Regions from separate parts of the Homo sapiens genome. Here region 1 is linked to region 2. Evidence: chromatin loops called from intact Hi-C (ENCODE). Cell type or tissue: HepG2. All regions are shown on one strand. Each heading gives the region's core, and the rest is flanking DNA. Links, peaks and the distances in the headings are about the cores only. Region 1 overlaps CCDC50 (coiled-coil domain containing 50). Region 2 overlaps OSTN (osteocrin).

Evidence for each region. Peaks named below come from ENCODE experiments on the same cell type or tissue, not always from the same donor. Only the 100,000 strongest peaks of a DNase experiment are listed, where the experiment ranks them.
Region 1: it touches region 2 in a loop (2.8-fold over the local background); 2 of 110 quality-filtered maps call a loop at or near these places.

The regions. Positions count from the first base shown.
Region 1 is chr3:191,348,254-191,358,004 of GRCh38, forward strand. It overlaps CCDC50 (coiled-coil domain containing 50), which reads left to right. Exons shown (of 12, transcript NM_178335.3): 2 at 8,835-8,897; 3 at 9,745-9,751. Among named protein-coding and RNA genes, the nearest start is that of UTS2B, 23 kb to the left of the region's middle. In HepG2, for the core only: no CTCF peak of the experiment used is centred there; a DNase peak (open chromatin) is centred at 4,838; H3K4me3 peaks cover 1,274 bases.
Region 2 is chr3:191,240,190-191,249,940 of GRCh38, forward strand. The region is part of intron 3 of OSTN (osteocrin); the gene reads left to right. Among named protein-coding and RNA genes, the nearest start is that of OSTN-AS1, 10 kb to the left of the region's middle. In HepG2, for the core only: a CTCF peak has its summit at 4,268; no DNase peak of the experiment used is centred there.

The DNA of each region.
Region 1 (9,751 bases), core at 789-8,788, 110 kb after region 2:
CACCATCATCTGTGTAATAATGGTGACTAAGCTTCTTTCCCATTTGCAAGCCTCTCCCATTCTCTGTGTTTCATTCTCACAACAACCAAGCAACCAAAAACAGAGACCAAAACCAATAACCATAAGAATCTCTAAACAGATGAAATATTGGTAAATATTGCTTGGTTCCTTAGTCATCTGTATAAGGTGTAGAGTGAAAATGTTTGTCTTTCACAAAGAAATTGCAAAAATTCTGTGTCGACTTTGTGGACAGTCTAGTAGTGGGATTATTATACTAAGGATAATAACTACAAGACAGTGCATCTGATTTAATTGTATTATGGATCTCTGTTTAGAAGGATCATCTATCTCCCAGACAGGTGGAATATCATGGCATATTGGAAAGAACAGGGAATTTGGAGACTTAATTAGAAAAGTAGCCCTGCCATTGATTGCTTTGACTAGTAACAAAATAAATGAAGATGGAACACCTATGTAGATTATTTGCTTAGCTTCAGCCAAAATTAGATGCCACTACCCTCCCACTGTCATACTGTGTTTAGATTTTGTTAATTTCAATGGCATGAAAATTTTAGAACACTAAAAAATGGAGAAGGATCAAAAGTTTGTGTTACCCTTTGTTCTGTAGTAAATGAATTGCTCACGTATTACTTAAGTGTTCTTTTGTTTTCAGCCTTGAGCCTGAAAGTGAGAAATTTTAGCTATCAGTGATCAGCAACTCAGAACTAAGTTTGCTTTTATGGGGCTCATAATTGGGGTATTTGAGTGAGCATAAGAGCGTGTCTGCTGTCTATAGCCAAGCATCTCTAAGCTCCCTACTTGCCCTGCTGATGGGGGTGGAGGAGGGGGTTGGTTTTGCTAATGATATTGGCGGTAGTGATATTGATGTCATTTTGTTGATCTCTATATAAAGATTGCTGGGGTTGAGAATGTAGAGGATTTTTCATTAGGATAAGATCTATTCAGTTTCTCTGAATCCCATTTCTCTTTTACTGTGGTAATTTTATTAGAACTTTTAATAAAGAGAAGAAACTCTAACAGATTAGGGAGACATTTCTTTTGTAGGGTAGCGTAAAAGTTTTACAAAATACGTTTATTATTTCAAAGTGTCATTAATATATCTTAGACACATGAGTCTAAAATTGAACAATATCTTCTCTTCCCAAATGGAGGGAAACTTGTGGATGTTGAAAAGAGGGTTAGAGAGATGAGGGCAAGTGGTAGGTCCCAAAGAGAGATTTCCCTTAGAATTTTTCACTGTAGTCACTACCTAGGGTTTCCTGTAGGTCACTTAGGAAACACTGTGAAAGAATCGGAAGGATGGGGTGGTGGGAAGAGGGTGAGAGATGAGAAGGTACTTAATGAAGTACAGTGTACATTATTCAGGTGGTGATTACGGTAAAAGCCCAGACTTCACTACTAGACAGTATATCCATATAACTAAGCTGCACTTGAAACCCTTAAATTTATACAATTAAGAAACTTTTTATTCCTGTTTTTTCAGGTGTAAATATAGGCCGACTGTGATTGCTAGAAGTCTATTCTTGGGAGACAGTGAGGCAAAGTAAACTAGGTCTCATTTTTATTTGCATTTTGGGGGACATGGAAACCACTTTCTGAATACATGTACCATCTTTACTAAAAATTACTTTTATCCTTGATTTTAAAGAACTTAATGCCCATTTATCTTATTTTAACTAGTATTTAATAATACCCCCCCCCTCCCTTTTTTTTTCCTGATACTCTAAGCAGAAATATCTGGGGCAAGAAGAGGTGGATTTGATTTCCAGTTCATTTGTTTTATTTGTTGGGTAGTCTTATTCAAGCCGTTTTATTTCTCTTGAGCCTTAGTTTCCTCATAAGTAAAATGGGGATGTTGATAAAGCCTTTATCCTCAGATGGTTAGGAGGAATAAATGTGAAAGTGCATTGTAATTTATGAAGTGCTGTATAAATTTCAGTTGTGGCTGTCTGTTATTACCAAACTTTCACAAGACAAAATGTATCTCTTGAATATCTTTCTTGTTCATAGTAGATGTTTTCATGTATACAGAACAAAGGAAAGCAAGCATAATCCCTGCTTTCAAAGCAGAGTATATAGTCCCTCTGCTACTCATAGCATTTACATAAAAAGAATAATTCACAAAATTCTACCATTCTATAAAAGGGAAAACAGACACAGGTGAAAGAAATAGCCTCTAGTTAATGTGGTATTAATCCAGGCATTTTTATGTGGATGGAAGCTTTTAAAGATGAATCATGGCAATTGTAATTTCCGAAAGTCTTAGGATGTAGGTAAAAGAACAACGGAAAGGAAATGGCTTTTTTTTCACTTCCTTTTTAGTTTATGTAGAATTAGTTGGGAAAGCACTGGGAATGTGCACATTATTTGGATAATGTGTGAAAGGAACGTGTAGCCGTTCATGGAATCAGAAAATTCTGGCTTTGGTTGAAATGGGGTGATAGATAGGTACTCATTCTGCATACTTGACTGAGGTGAAAGAAGGAGTTCTTGATAGCAGGAGTGCTGTTCACTGTTTAGATTTGGTTAATCTTGTGCAGAGCTTTTAAACTTTTGAGCAGAGTTAGTTTAGCAAAATGTCCCCCACTAAGTTTTTTTCTCACCGGCATTGCCAGTATAAATACAAGTTAAGTTCCTGATTCTTGGCCAAAATTTGAGACTGTGTTCCTTTAGTGGAAGAGTAAACAAAATTCCTGCTGCCCTTTAGGGGTATGTGTGTATGTGGGGGATGTGGCAGGGGTTGGGAGGGGGCACTTCTCTTTGTCCCTGAGAAAAAGATAAGGGGATTCTAAAGACTCTTACCCCATCACTTGTAAATCTGAATCACCTCTTTGAAACAGTCTTTAAAAAGAATATTTTGTTTCTGAGTGAGAAGGAGAGAAACTTGCTGTAAATGAGCTTTTTAAAATAACAATCTGAAATACGTTTTATGAAAAATGCTCAGAGTTTACTTATTTCTTTGTTGGTGAAAGCTGAGGAGATCTTAATCTAGTACTGTTAATGACTAAGAAAAGAATTTTTTAAAGGCTGTTTTAGGCCTCCAAATTTGATGTCATTTGGGCTGGAATTTTAAGAGACATTCAAATCAATGTTGATCAGTTTCCTTTTAAAGTGTTGAATTATTAAAATATACAAATTTTGTCTCTATTTTTCTACTGATTGCCAAGGGGAGGGCAGACAAGGGTGTTACCTGTAGAAGGAGAACAAGTAGTTCTGCTTCAAAGTTCATAGAATGCTCCTACAGTTATTGGTAGGGAATTGGGGAGTGGGCTGTGTCTGGAGCTGGAGGGGTAAAGTTGGCAAGTAGATGTACCTGAAAAAAGGTGTGTGAGGAGAAACAATAAGGCGAAAACAAAAATGAGAGACTTCGGAAGCAAATGCAAGAAGAGAAAAAATATAAGAGATAGAGTTTGGTTGGCGTGAGGTGGAGTGGGGTGGTAAATCACCAGATTTTCTTTGGTACATTTCAGGTAAGTTGTATACCAGGAAGCCTATGTAAAAAAAGAACCAATTCCTTATGAGGGTGCACAGGGTCTTTCCTATCCCATCTCTTGCTGTAATTCTCTTTGGGGCTTCTGTGCTCCGGACACACACAACTCCAGGATGGCCTGTGGGTTTTCATCTTTTTGTCTTTTTCCATAATTGACCCCTTTGCCAAGAATGTTTACCGCTTCTGTGCATAGGAATTTTAACTTACCTTGAGATACATTTCGTGTTAATTACTTTAAGGTTTCTTGATACACGGTTTCTTGATACATTCTGTTTAAATCACCCCCACTTCTTACATCCACCCCCAGTTCATAACAAGCATAACTGTTCCAGTGTTTATGACTTCAAAGAATTTTCTTTAGTACAACTAATTGTCTTTAGTACAGTGTTTATTAACTTACATTATACCTGTTTTCCTCTCTGATATTTCATCTCAGTGATGGCTTGGAGATGACTCATTCATCCTGAAATAGAGTTCAACACATGTTTATTGAGTAAATGGTGTTGATTAGGTGCATACTATGCCATTCATGTATTTAGGGGGAGATCAACAACTCAATGAAAATCATTCTTTAAGGAAATGGATGGGGGGTATATATATGTATGTATTTATGTATGTCAGCCAGTCCTCCTTTCCATTTCTAAGACCTGCTTGGCCTATTGTAAATTAATTCACTGTATATACAGGCATCCCTCATTTTATTGCACTTTGCTTTACTGCGCTTTGGACAAACTATGTGTTTTACAAATTGAAGGTGTGTAGCAAGCATTTCTTAGTAATAATGTGTTTTTAAATTTAGATATGTACATAACCTGTTTAGACTGAATTCCATCGTACATTTAATAGACTATCAATAGACTATATTAATAGACTATAGTGTAAACATAACTTTTATATGTACTAGGAAACCAAAAAATCGTGTGATTCATTTTATTGCAATATTTGCTTTATTGCAGTGGTCTGGAACCAAACCTGCAGTATCTCCAAGATATGCCTATATTTAGATTAACATATTGAAACTCCTTTAATGAGAATGGGGATAGGGTTCTAGTTTTATGTAGTTTGTTTATTACTAAATTTGTTTAAATGATGTTTGACATATTAGTGTGTTATGCTGTCATAATAGCAGAGTTTAATTCTGTTTATGACATTATTTTCTTCCTTTCTCCTACTCTTGTTTGACTTTATGATCCAGCTTTATTTTTTTTTTTTTAACTTCTTTCAATTAACGAGCACACATTGTGTGGAAGGTGCAGAAAGTACACCCACAAAGTCCCTGCTATGAAGAGCTTGCAGCTGGATAGGGAAGCAGCTGTGTGCTCGAATTTCAGAGCAAAGTGCATTTCTTTCTGTTAATGCTCTTCTAAGCAATGAGGCAGAGTTGTACGGCTTTTAATGTTCAAAAGAGACTTAGCCACCATCCCTAACACTGGGAAAATGTCTGGGCAGAGGGGAGAGCCTACGGGACCATTGAGATCTGGTGGGAACAAAGAATAGTTGTGTAATTGACTATGGTGGGAAGCTCATTTTAATAGCAGACTGGGACTAGTAGAAGATGTTGATAGAGTTGGCTTACGGCAAGAAGGTCAGCCTGAGTTCTGAATGAGTGAAGGTGAACATGGGAGGCAAAAAGTTTGAGAAATGGGAGGGTGAAAGGTGGTTCACCTTAAATGTGCCCACAGAGAAAGGTGGGAAGATGAGTGTATGCCGTTTATCCTCAGTAGGCTGTTTATGCTGTTTACATCGAAGGCAGAGGAGGTTAGAAAAGGAGAAAAGTTCTCTTCATGCTCTGAGCGTGGCCTGGCTGTGAAATAGTTTCAGTAATTCTCAATCTGGTTACTGATTTACAAAGTTGACTGAATATGTGATTGTTTTCCAGGTTGTGCTAGAATACTGATGGAGGGAATACAGAGGCAAATCTTGAAAAAAATTAGAGTGGGTTCAGAAGAAATTATATATTGGGCAAGTAATATTTCAGTATAAATGAGATTATATGTTTGGAAACTCCTAGTAACCTCCGAAGGGCAAAGTCAGTGTATTTGACAATACAACTCTCTGTGTGTATGTGTTCATGTACTTCCTCATAATCATTGAAAATCTTCCAGATCCCCTTCTAGCTCAGGCCCTCCTCATATCTTTTGGGTACTAGTTCAGCTTCTGCAGATTCAGGGACAAATTGCAATAATAGAATATACTTCAGTCTTGCTGTTGAGATAGTAAGAAATCATTATGAGGAGTCATCAAGGTAATCAGCAATTCGGAAATTTCTCACACCTGTTATAATGTGTCAAACCATATCTTCATGTTCATGGTTTAGCAATATGTGCTGTTGACAACATGAAATAAGTGAATTTAATTATAGAACTTAAAATGTAATATGTAAGACATTTAAAAAGCACAGGAAATAGAAAAACCCATGAACCTACCACCCACATCAAATGTTAATATTTTGCCTTATTGTGTATCTTTTCTCTTTTTGCTTTTGAAGCAGAATGGCTCATGCAGCTAAGGCACTCATGCCCCTCTTCGTCTCTCTGGAGAGAGAACTACTGTTTGGAGTTAAGTTTGTGTCAGTGCCATATTATTAAAAAAATTTTTTTTAACCATAGGTATATCTATCTACAAACTATATTTTAATGTTTAATGTTCTGCTGACTGAAGTTAAGAAATATTTTTAAAATTATTGTAGTTCTTCACATGATTCTCCACATGGAAAAATGTAATAATTTCATAATTTTTAATTTTAGTTAGCATGGTATTAGAAACATAGAAAACATATTTTTGGCGTAACGTTCTGACCTAATAACATAAATTGAAGTGGCTTTTAAGCTTTTTGTAATCTATAGAATGATGTGTGTTTTACATTTTGACCTAGTACCTATCATCTCTGTATGTATATATTTCTGTGATGTTTATATATAATACGGGAAAAGTTTCCCCAAACTAGTTTCCTGTACTGTGTGTGATTTATACTAGTCCCTTCGTATTTGTGGGGTGGGGTGTAGAGGTGGTTCCAAGACCTCACATGGATACTAAAAATCTATGGATACTTCAGCCCCTAATATAAAATGGGGTAGTATTTGCATATAATTCATACATATTCTACTGTATACTTCACATTGTCTGTAGATTACTTATACTACCTAATACCGTTCATTTAGGAAACAATGATAAGAAAAAATGTCTGTATGTATTCAGTACAGCCACATTTTTTTTTCCTGAATATTTTTTATTTGTGGTTGATTTAATCCATGAATCCAAAACTCAGGGCTATGAGAGCCAACTGTCCTCTGTTATTCTCTAGACTATTGACTTTTAAAATGCCTTTCTCAGGCTTAGTAAATTGATTTTTTGACCTAATAATAGATTGCCACCCATAATTTGAAAATCATTAAGAGTAATCTTAAATTTGATCTAATCATAATTAATCTAAAATTAAGACTGACTTTTAATATATAAGCACAAGCTTTTCCAGTATAATAAAGGTGTTTTAAATGATAGGTCAATACATTAAAATAACATTCTTTACACAAGATTTGATTATATTTATTTTAGCTAATTCATTAATTTTTGTAAATTAAGTCCGTGTATGTCTTACCCATTTAAAAATTAGATATTAATTAATTGAAGTGTTTTAGAGAATATGCGATGGTTAATGTAGAATATTTTCTTTCTGTCTATTCTTACCATGATTTACCTGGAGGGAAGGAGGGCCATCATTGTGTCAGGGAAGGGGAAGGAGCTCTTGAGCTCTTGCTGGCTTAGATGTTGACCCCCAAGCCCTGTCACCAGTGAACTCTGTACAGCCTTAGAAAACCCCTTCTTCCTTCTGGCTTTCAGTTTCCTCACTTATTAAATGAGGGTGTTATCTAGCTCATCTTGAAACTACTTTTATTCTGTGAAACATAAGGTAACTAGGACCTGGGCTTCAAGATATTAGAATCGGTTGAGAATATGAAAAGCTGATGAAAAAGAACAGGGCTTTCTGTTCGAATTACTGGTTTTGCTGTTATGTTTGAGCGAGGATTAAGCAGGTTGTATCCAGTTGAATATAGTTCTTGGGCAAGAATTATTCCTCCATTATAAAACCATTTCAAAATAATCTTGACCTCCCCAAGATCTCCCTCCCTTTTTGTGGCATTATCCCTCAGTCGTGAAGGACACAACTAATGTTGAGTGTATATGTGAACATACATAAGTGCAAAGAACGGCAAAGGAACGTTTTTCATTCTGTTTCAGTTAAGTGTCCTCATAGGCAAATCCAAAGCTTCGGAAAGAAATCTATCACTTTTCCTAAGCCCTGGGGAATGTTTCATGAGTCCTACTCAATTGCAGTAATCTGAGGCTTTGGGGAATTTCCTTTTTTTAACATGAATTACATGCTTGGAATAGAGTGAGAACATATCACCTAAACTACACGTCCTTAAAACAGCACTTTACATGATGAATCCTTCATGTTTTGTCTGTTTGTATGTTTACGAAGCAGGAGTTTAAATTGCAGCTTGGGGTAAACATGGATACCATTGTTTACCCCAAACCATTTCTTCAAGACCATTTCTTCCCATTTTGCTTCTGAGAAGACAGGTCAGGAAATGCCCTTGCCTGGCTCTTCAGGTGGAGGCAGAGTTGGGGCAGATTCCTGGTTTCCTTCAGGGTTCCCATTTTCTTTTGGTTTGTAGATTATTTTGGGGCAGCCCAAGGTTTAGAGGGACCTAGAGACCTAGTTCTAACTCATGTCCCTGGGGATTGACCCACTGAAGAATGTTTAAGAAATTAAGAATTTTTAAAGTAGAGCTCTGCCCCTACCTGAGGGACTAGTGAAAATATATTTTTTCTTGAAAGACGCCAGGGTAGACATAAATTGCTGGGAGAGGATCGTCTGAACCACAGGGAAGCATAGATTAGATTTCTTTTAACACCTCTAATTATGCAGTAACTCAGTTCTCTCTCAGTAGCAATATGCAAAGCATGACTGATACGTCTGTTATTTCAGCAGCACTTAACCCTCCATTTATAGAAGTGGATTGGAATTTCTAGACCTCTGGAATCTGATTCTGTAAATGTTCTCACCTCAGGCCAGGGGCCAAGGCTAACCAGTATTTTGTGACACCCTGTGCTTGGCACTAAGCAGGCACTATAGATTTTTGTGACTAAAGACTGCATACTTAACTAGTCACTATTTTATGCATTGAGAATTATAAAGTGTGTCATTCTGAAATATTAGAATTGATTTTTTTTAAAGTAAAAAAAAAAAATCCTTTCCTTTGTATGTTAAAGTATTACTAATGAGCCTTCCTGTCTGTTTTTCCTCCATCTACTCTAGTATGCCGAGATTTTGCTGTCCTGGAGGACCACACCCTGGCTCACAGCCTGCAGGAACAAGAGAGTGAGTAATACCTCTCATTTATGCTCCTTCAGTTTTCTTTTTTTAGTGGTAGCTTGAGGCTGGTTTCTTAGGGCTTAGGTGGGGAGAGAGCACAGTCACTTGGCTTCACCATCCATACATCCTGAAGGATTTCTTTAGGCAAATGATGCCTGGGTGATCAGTGAAGTTTCGGGCATGTTAAGTAAGATAGGCTGCCAGGAATTAGTAGACTGCTGCGTCTGTAGGAGGAAAAAGAGAGGTTTGAACCTTTTTCCTAGCCTCTTGTTGTAGGAGGGACACAATGGTTGTAGATTTATCTGGGGTGCGTAGAAGGAATCTATTCTTGCTCCTAGGATAGGGACTTGAACAGTTTTCCCAGGCAACTGTGGTATAAATGAGATCACATTGTGAATTTTTCTGAATCTTTTTTTCCATGTGGTGATGAAAAGTAAATCTAAGCTATGCATGTTATATTAAAGTACATACTTGTGAATATATGATTTGTGAATTCACATATCAATATAAAATTGACATTTTGAAAAATGCGGTTAATAAATAGAGTGACAACATGTAGTAGTAGAAAGAGCATTGGCCCTGGCTTTAGAATATTTGTGTAGATGTCCTGGCACTGCCACTTTGTTGCCGTGTGACCAAAGGCAAATTATTTAATCTTTTTGATCCTCTTTTTACTTAATGGAAAAGTGGGGATAATAATTCCTTGCTCTTTATTATATATTGTTGTTGAGACAATAAAATGAAGTGATGGATGCAAAGCTGTTGTTATGGTAAAGCTCTTAAGATTATTATGGCATTTATTACTAACAAACCAAGACATTATTCATTCCTGTCCTCAATCTTTTTGTTCCAGTTGAGCA
Region 2 (9,751 bases), core at 1,174-9,173:
ACATGGTTTTGTACACTTTGATTATTTTCCTTCTCATCCTTCACAGGTTCTTGCCAAGTCCTTCAGCTTGGTCTGTTCTCACATGTCAGTCCTTCCAAGGTTGTATATAGTGATATCTATCCTAATGTAAACATTTTAGTTTTGCATTTTAATTTTAAATTGCAGTAACCAAGATTGCAGGATTCATGGATGATCATTTATTTTTTCTACATGCTCCTTAAGTTTTTCCTAAGTTTTCTAAGTTTTTTCTAGAACCCCCAAATTGGGTGTGGTCTCTTCTCTCACGGAATCTCAGAGCACTGTGAATCTCATGGTATTAGATATCTATTGCTATGCAACAATTACCTAAAATTGACGACAATAAACATTTTTGTTCTCACACACTTTTTGTGCATCGGAAATCCAGGAAAAGCTTGACTCATTTTTTTCCAGCTCAGGGTCTCTCTCAAGGTTACAGTGAAAATGTTGGCCAGGGCTTCAGTTATCTGAAAGTTATACTGAGGCTGGAGTATTCACTTCCAAAATGGCCCACTCACTTGGCTGAAGGCAGGAAGTCTCTGTTCCTCACTGGCTGTTGGCGAGAGGCCTTAGCTCTTTGCCATGTAAACCTCTCTAAAGGGTTGTTAGCATGCACTTAGGAAATGGCAGCCAGCTGCCGCCGGAATAAGTGATCCAACAAAGTGAGGCAGAAGCTGCAATAGCTTTCATTACTTCCAACAGTGTCATTTCCACAATAGTCTATTGATTAGAGAAGTCAGCCCTATTCAATGTGGAAGGAGACTACATAATGGTAGAATTATTGGGTTCCACCTTGGAGCCTGGCTAGTACACTCATGTAAGGTTTATACTATAATAATTAACTTCCCTGTTTTACTAATCTAAATTACTGAACTATTTGAAAGAACATTCTTTTTTAGCTATTTCTGTTTTCTCTCATTTTGGATAGAACTCAAAGTTGGTGGAGCTCTGTGCCTTGACTTTTTTTTTTTTTTTTTTTTTTTTTTTTTGAGACGGAGCCTTGCTCTGTCGCCCAGGCTGGAGTGCAGTGGCGCGATCTCGGCTTACTGCAAGTTCCGCCTCCCGGGTTCACGCCATTCTCCTGGCTCAGCCTACCTACCGAGTAGATGGGAATACAGGCGCTCGCCAGCACGCCCGGCTAATTTTTTTTGTATTTTTAGTAGAGACGGGGTTTCACTATGTTAGCCAGGATGGTCTCGATCTCCTGACCTCGTGATCCACCCGCCTCGGCCTCCCAAAGCGCTGGGATTACAGGCGTGAGCCAACGCGCCTGGCCAGCTCTGTGCCTTTCTTAAAGGAGGACTAGCATTTTAGTGCCCCTTTAAGTTGTAGTAGTGAAATCAGACTATTGATTTTAAGGAACATTTTCCACACTCTGATTCCAAGTTTCTTTTCTTGGAACTCGAAACTATAAACAGGATCATTAAAAGTTATTGTATCCAACAAATGGAAGGAAAAAAAGTTTTAATGACACCCGAAACACCTATTAAGAACAATCAAACAACATCTAGACATGGAAATTTTCAACGAAGTGCTATTCTGTAACATAAGCCTTACAAGTTTTAAAGGCATGGTTATCATACAAAACATGTTCTCAAACTACAATGTGATTAAATAAATAACAGAAGGATAACCAAAAAGAAGGTGCAATTCTCAACTCATTTAATGAGAATAACATTATCTAAACACCAAAACCACATATGGAGAGAACAAGAAAAGAAAATTGTAGGACAGCCTCATTAATGACTACAGATAGAAAATTCCTACCAAAAAAAATAGCAAAACAAATAGCAATGTATTTAAAAAAAAATACCATTATCATGTTGTTTATCACAAAAATACAATATAAGCTTAATTTACTTTGAAAATCAATTAATGGAGTTAACAAATTGAAGATATAAATCACATCATCTCTATAGATTCAGAAAAAGCATTCAATAAAGCTAAACCCCCACCTATGATTGAAATCACTAGTAAATTAATAATAGAAGGAAACTTTTTTTAACCAAGTAAGGGACACCATTAAAAAATGCCTACAACATATATTCTTAAATGATGCCACTTACAACCACAAAAAGGTCTTTTGGAGAACATTTTAACAATTTATTTGAAGACATTAAAAACACTCTAAATAAATGATCTTGGATAGTAAGACTCAATATCATAAAGATTTCAATTCTTCCCTAAATGAATTATACCTGGATTCAATACAATTCTAGTCAAAGCAGCAATAGGATTTCTATAGAACTTGACGAGCTGAATCTAAAATTTCTGAATCATTAGGCATGAATATAGATTTTTTTAAAAAGAAACATGATTTTTTACTCACCCCATAAATACAAATTAAATTTTTTCTTGTTTATTTTGTTTTGTGACGGGGTCTCTTTATATTGCTCAATCTGATCGGAACTCCTGGACTCAAGGGATACTCCCTCCTCAATCTTCCAAGTAGCTGGTCGTACAGATATGAGCCACTGTGCCTTGCAAAAATTAATTTCAACGTATTAAAAACTGAAATGTAAAAGGCAAAACTACAAAAATATTTTATGACATAGGAGAATATCTTCATAATATTAGGGTAGAGGTGATTTATTACATGAGATGCAAAAATATTGATGTTTTAAAACCACATCAAAGATTTTTTAAAAAATCACAATAAAGAAGATGAATCACAGATGGGAGTAGATATTTGAAATTTATAACTCTCAAAGTCTAATATTCAGAGTATTCAAAGCCCTCCTACAGATAAATGTTTAAAAGAAAAAAAAAACATTAGAAAAACAGGCAGCAGATTCAAACAGGCACTTTCAAAAGAAGAAATCCAAGTGGCCAATAAACAAATGAAAAGCTGAGCAACATCATTAGTATTCAGGGAAAGTAAATTAAAACCACAGTGGGATATGATTACCAAAGCATTAGGCTGGCAAAATTAAAAATCCCACAATACAAGGATTAGCATAAATTTGAAATAATAGGAACTATCATACACTGCTCTTGAGTTCGTAAATTTGTACAATAACTTTGGAAAATAATATGACACTATGTAATAAAATTAAGTATAAGCATAGCTGTCAATTATACTACTGGGAATATATTGTAGAGGAATCCTTACTTGAACACCAAAGGCAGGTACAGCTGAACAGTACATAACAACAACAAGTAGAGGAAATACCTCAAATTTCCATCTACAGTAGGATGGATAAACAAATGGTTGTGTATTCACACAATGAAATATTATACAGCAGTAAAATAAAGGAACTACAGCTCCACATGTCATCTTGGAGAAATCTCAAAACACATAATATTTGCTGAAAGAAGTGGAGAAAAATTCATATATAATTTTTGTCCCAGCTTGATGGAGCTATGATTGACAATATAAATTGTATAAATTTAGGGTGTACAGTATGTTCTGATATATGTACACATTGTGAAATGATACCACACTCACATATCTATCACCTGACAGCTACCGTTTTTTGTTTTTTGTTTTGGTGAGAACACTTAAGATCTGCTCTTAGCAAATTTCAAGTATACATTATTATTAACATCATTAATAACACAATAATTAATATTTACATTATTTACATGTTAATATCAACATTATTAACTATAGTCACAATGCTGTACATTGTTCATCGTACTCAATTCCTTTTAAGTACAATTCTGGAACTATCAAGAAAACAACAGATTTTTGAAGAATACATATAGATTCTAAGATTATGAAGGAAATCAAGGGAATTATTAGACCAAAATTTAGTCTATGGATTACTCTGGGACTGAGCCATGAGACAGCTGCAGTTTGGGAGAAGGAATACCAGAATTTCTAAAGTAGTGGTAATGCTCTATTTCTTATGCTGGGGGCTGGGAATAGGGCTGTTCATTTTTACTCTCTTTAAATTGAGCATAGACAAATGTATAGGTTCTGTATGTGTGAAGTGATTCTCAATAAAAAGTTTAAAAACATTTTTCCACCTGCTGTTTTTTGGAATGTAAAATACCTTTAGAAATGGAGTTATCCAAGATTATAAATGTTAAAGAAAATCCTGTTTCACATAGGAAGTTTAGATTTTCGTGTGAAAATTAGTTTCATTTAAAATAAACAATCTAATCATTGTGATTGTATTAAATTGATAAATATTCTATATCCTTAATCTACTTTACTTACAGAATATTTCAGAATGGAAAACGTGGGTTGTTTTAAATGCATATATCATATAAGCCATGTCATACCATTATTTTGTCACAAGAGGGACTAGATAGTCAAAAAGTACAGCTTTCTCTTTTGGTTTCAAGATTATATTCTCTATCTAACATTAATTTTTCATACACTACATTCATGCCAGTAATGTGTTTTAGAATGTAGCACCATTATATATATATTATAAATATAATATAAATATATTTATATTTCATATATAATATATATATTTCATATCAACAAAAATGTTAACTACTAGCTTTCTGTTTCACTTCTGATGGATATAGATTGTATAGAAAGTATTTAACCAGGCTATTATGGTTTCTGATTATGTGCTTTATGAAAATTATTTTTATTTTGTATTAGTACTAAAAATTTTAAAATGAATTGATTTTTATATATATATTTGTTTTATTTATTTTTATTTGATGTCCAGATATCTATAAGCATTTGCAACCAATCCACAATTTGATAAGATGAATCAAAGTAATTATGAATTTGTTGCTAGGGTAAAACCATGAGTTACTATTTTATCCACTTGACCAGTAGTTTTCACTTAAACTCTGCTCTGAGGAACCTATGGTGTTTCTGGAAGGTCTGTCAGGGGCCACTATATATTGTGTAGGAGGGATACTTTTTTACTGGGACAATTCTTTACTTAACTTTTCAGATATTGCTCTCTTTTATAAAGCTTTTATCTATAGAAATAACTACAAATTGAAAACCACTGGACTAGACTGGTAGGAAAAATTAGTATCAGTTGAAATGTATGAAATGTTTTTACATGTGTTACCTGATTACCACTTTTCAATGTAAAATGTGAACCCTGAGAGGTAACCTTTGTCTTATTCACTGTAGTATCCCCAATGCACATAACAACACATAACACATGGTTAAGTCTGTGTAATACATGGTAATGCATGAAACAATCAAATATCACTTAACAAATAAGTTTGTTAAGTGAATAAACAGCTCCAGAAGATAGGCATAGCAATTATTATCTGAATTTTATCAAAAAGGAAAGAGTAGCTTAGAATAAAAGACTTGCAGAGGGTCATACTATCAGTAAGTAAATCAAGTAGAACACAAATCCTCCATCTCCTGGTTTCTAATACATTTTGGATCAAATCTGGGGGAAAGGAGGTGAGGAGAGAATGGGGAAAAAGGAAAGAAAGGAAGTAAAACAGAATTTATTTTGCTTTCCACTATACCGCAGCTGCCTCTTATTTGATTGAGCAGGGAAAGATCAACTGTAGTAAAGCAAAAAAGAAAAACACATTTTCACTTATTTACCTTCATTTTTGAGAAAATAAATTTTGGTAGGAGAGACCAAAGAATGTTCTGTTTTAATCATACGTATCTCGAAAAGAGTAAAAGAGGCCGGGCACAGTGGCTTACACCTGTAATCCCAGGACTTTGGGAGGCCGAGGCGGGTGGATCGCCTGAGGTCAGGAGTTCGAGACCAGCCTGGCCAACATAGTGAAACCCTGTCTCTACTAAACATACAAAAAATTAGCTGGGCGTGGTGGTGGGCGCCTGTAATCCCAGCTACTCCGGAGGCTGAGGCAGGAGAATTGCTTGAACCCGGGAGGCAAAGGTTGCCGTGAACTGAGATTGTGCCATTGCACTCCAGCCTGGGCAATAAGAGCAAAACTCTGTCTCAAAAAAAAAAAAAAAAAAAAAAAAAGAGTAAACGTATTATTTTTTCATGACATCATCTATTTCTAAAGGGAGTTTGGGGAATCAGTGCAGGTATCATGTGACTGCTTTCCCCAGCCGCTATTTCCTTCCCTTTCTTGTGAGTCCTTCAAACATCTGAGAGGGTTGGTTTTTCACTTCCTCTCATTCACGTTGTTGGCAGAACTCAGTTCCTTACAGTGGCAGGACCAAGATCCCCATTTGCTTTCAAGAACTAGTAGGCCGGGTGTGGTGGCTCACGCCAGTAATCCCAGAACTTTGGGAGGCCAAGGTGGGTGGATTGCCTGAGGTCAGGAGTTTGAGACCAGCCTGGCCAACATGATGAAACCCTGTCTCTGCTAAAAATACAAAAATTACCCAGGCATGGTGGCACGCACCTGTAATCCCAGCTACTCAAGAGGCTGAGGCAGGAGAATTGCTTGAGCCCAGGAGGCGAAGGTTGCAGAAGCTGAGATGGTGCCACTGCACTCCAGCCTGGGTGACAGAGCTAGACCCTGTATCAAAAAAAAAAAAAGAAAGAAAGAAAGAAAGAAAAGAAGAAGAGGAAGGGAAAGGTAAAGGGGAAGGGGAAGAGGAAGAAGAGGAAGAGGAGGATGAAAAGGAAGAAGAAGAGGAAGAAGAAGAAGAAGGAGGAGGAAGAGGAGAAGGAGGAGAAGGAGGAGAAGGAGGAGAAGAACTAGAGGCCACAGCATTCCTTGATTCATTATCTAAGCCTTGATTCATGGCTCCATTCAAAGCCAGCCATGGCGGTTAAATCCTTAGATTGCTGTTCTCTGACTCACTCTTAGTCAGTGATTAGCAACTTTTATAGACTGGTGACTAGATTGGCCCAACCAGATAACCCAGGATAATCTTTTCATCTCTAGGTCCTTAACCTTAATCCTGTCTGCAAAATGCATTTGCTATATAAAGTGACATATTTATAATTGCTGGAGATTATGAAGTGGACATCTCTGAGAAGTCATTATTCTGACTACCACGAGGAAAATAACTGCGTAATTAAGAATCTATATATTTACTTTATGTGGACAAAGATAATTTAAAATGTAAAGGAGACAGTTTTTCTTTTCTTTCAATAGTCATTATTTATAATTACACCAAAGACATAGAGCATGACTGATAGGCATGGTTTCTTATGACTCTAAACCATAAAATTTATATTAATTTTACAAATAACATGTTTCCTATTTGGTTATCAAGTTGAAAAATATGTAGTTAATTTTTCATCAAGAAATGTAGAAGTGCAAACAATAGAACACCACTTAAGAGGATATGTTTTTCAGGAATCTGAAGAAGGGAGGCAAGGGTGTAGCTAGAGTAAGGATAAGGATTAAATACTTTTTTCCTAGTTTTTTTCTCACCGAATTGATCAAATTTTTATCTAGGAGAAAAAAAAGATCACACATATAGTCGATACAGATAATAAGAGCCAACCTAGAAAGGAAGATGGACGTAAATCAGCAGAAAAGAAGGTTGAATAAGTTGAAATATGTAATATGGCCCTATTTCTGTAATATTGTTTGAGTATAAACACCGTATCAGGTTCCATGTCTATTTTTATTAGCCTTTTATACAACAGCACCAAGCACAGCATCTGGCACATAGAAGGTATTAAGTAAATATTAGTTGTCCTTAAATACATTATTTTAATTAGAACTTATCAATGTTTATAGATTTTTTCAATGTACAAGGTACAACAATAAAAATCTCTCATATTCTCCATACTTTCCCAGACTTTTTCTTCCCCCTGATCAGAGTCTCGCGTTGTCGCCCAGGTTTGAGGGCAGTGGTGCGATCTCGGCTCACTGCAAACTCAGCCTCCCAGGTTCAAGCGATTCTCATGCCTCAGACTCCCGAGTAGCTGGGATTACAGGAACACGCCACCATGCCCTGCTAATTTTTGTATTTTTAGTAGAGATGGGGTTTCACCATGTTGGCCAGGCTGATCTCAAACTCCAGACCTCAAGTGACCTGCCCACCTCAGCCTCCCAAAGCGCTGGGATTACAGGCATGAGCCACTGCGCCGGGCCTCCGAGACCTTTAATAAGTTATTTACTTCATAGTAATATCAGGAGCACCGATATGACTGTGTAGTCAAGGAAAAAAAATGACATAATTATTTTCCTCTACTATTTACGTTAAATCATCATCAATCTGAGAATAGTCAGTTATAGGTTTTTGAGGGAAAAGGCTATTTATGACTCATTTCTTCCACCCAAAACAGCCACAAAAAGAACCTTTCTACATATCAGGTACACAGTAAATTATAATAGAAAAAACAATTAGATCATAATAAGAAAAGCCTCGAGGGCATTGAGGTTTTCATTCATGTTTAGCGTTTAAATTAGTATAAAGTAATTATTGGTAAATAAGTATAGTTTAATAATATAATACTAGTAATTAGAAAAGAACTAAAGAAGCTATTGAAAATGTTCTGAAGCAAATATTTTCTTGACTGTTTAAACTGCTGAAAATTAAGTTGTCTTGTTAGATACTAAGTCCTACATCACTGAGCTTTTCAAGCAATGAAGTATATCATTATTGGTCAAAAAATTGAAGCAGGCCAGGCATGGTGGCTCATACCTTTAATCCCAGCAGTTCAGGACGCCAAGATGAAGGATCGCTTGTGCTCAGGAGTTTGAAATGAGCCTGGGCAAGATGGCGAGACTCCCATTTCTGCAAAGAATTCAAAAAAATTAATCAGACATGGTGGTACACACTTATAGTCCCAGCTACTTGGGAGGCTGAAGTGGGAAGATCACTTGAGCCCTGGAGGTTGAGGCTGCAGTAAGCCATGATCACACCATCGTACTCCAGCAGAAATCCTTACATTTGGTGGGAGAATAACCTTTTAAGTTTATCTCTCATTGCAAAAGTGTTTGTCTGCTGGCAATGTTCTGTTTCTTGGTCTGGGAATTTATTACACTTAAAATCTGTATATGTCTAATATTTTTATAATATGCCCTCCTTTCTGACCTCTTTTCTGCATGTATATTTTGTCAACAATAAGCCTCACAATTTTATAAGCCAGTTACCTTTTCTGTGAGATAAATCACTGATTTACATAGGCTTCTTAGACTCTCCCTGCTGTCTCTTTCTTCATAAAGATTCACACTTCTCTTAACTCCAAGGCCAGTGAAAGTTATACGATCAAAGCTCTGGATCCTCTCTTGTTAGGATTTTGGCTTGATAGAACTAAGTGATGATAATATTAGCAAATCAAATTGAAAAGTTTCTAAAATGCATCTTATTTTTAAAGGGGTAATTGATAGAAAATATAAGCTGGAAGTTATATTAGACCTTTGGTAGTACTGTGTGGACTTTTTATACTTCATTTTAATAATGAAGATGTTTAATTTATTTCAAACAGTATTTAACAAAGAGAATATAAGCAAATGTCGACCATCACATACAAAGCTTCTCTGGGTGGAGTCTAAGGGAAGACATGAGAGGTATATTTACCTCTACATTCAGTCTTAGCATCATACTCTTTCCTCTCCCACCATCATCCTTCTTTAGATGAGCCATTCTGAAGCAAAGTTTGTGAAAAACTACTTATCCAGTTTAATATTCACAAAATAACAGAAAAATAAAATTTGAAGGGGGACGGGATTTTCTCAAACTAAAGCACTTAGTTGGCAGATTCGTATGCTGATAAGACCTGGCTTTTGGTTTGGTCTATTTGAATTTGAATAAGTTAACTTCTCTAAGCCTCAGTTTCCTCATATGTAAAATGGAGCTAATAATATCTACTCCCACAGATGTTGAAAATATGAGATAGTGTCTGGCACATAGTGAGTACTGGTGAGTGGGAACTATCATGTTTATTCCAACTCC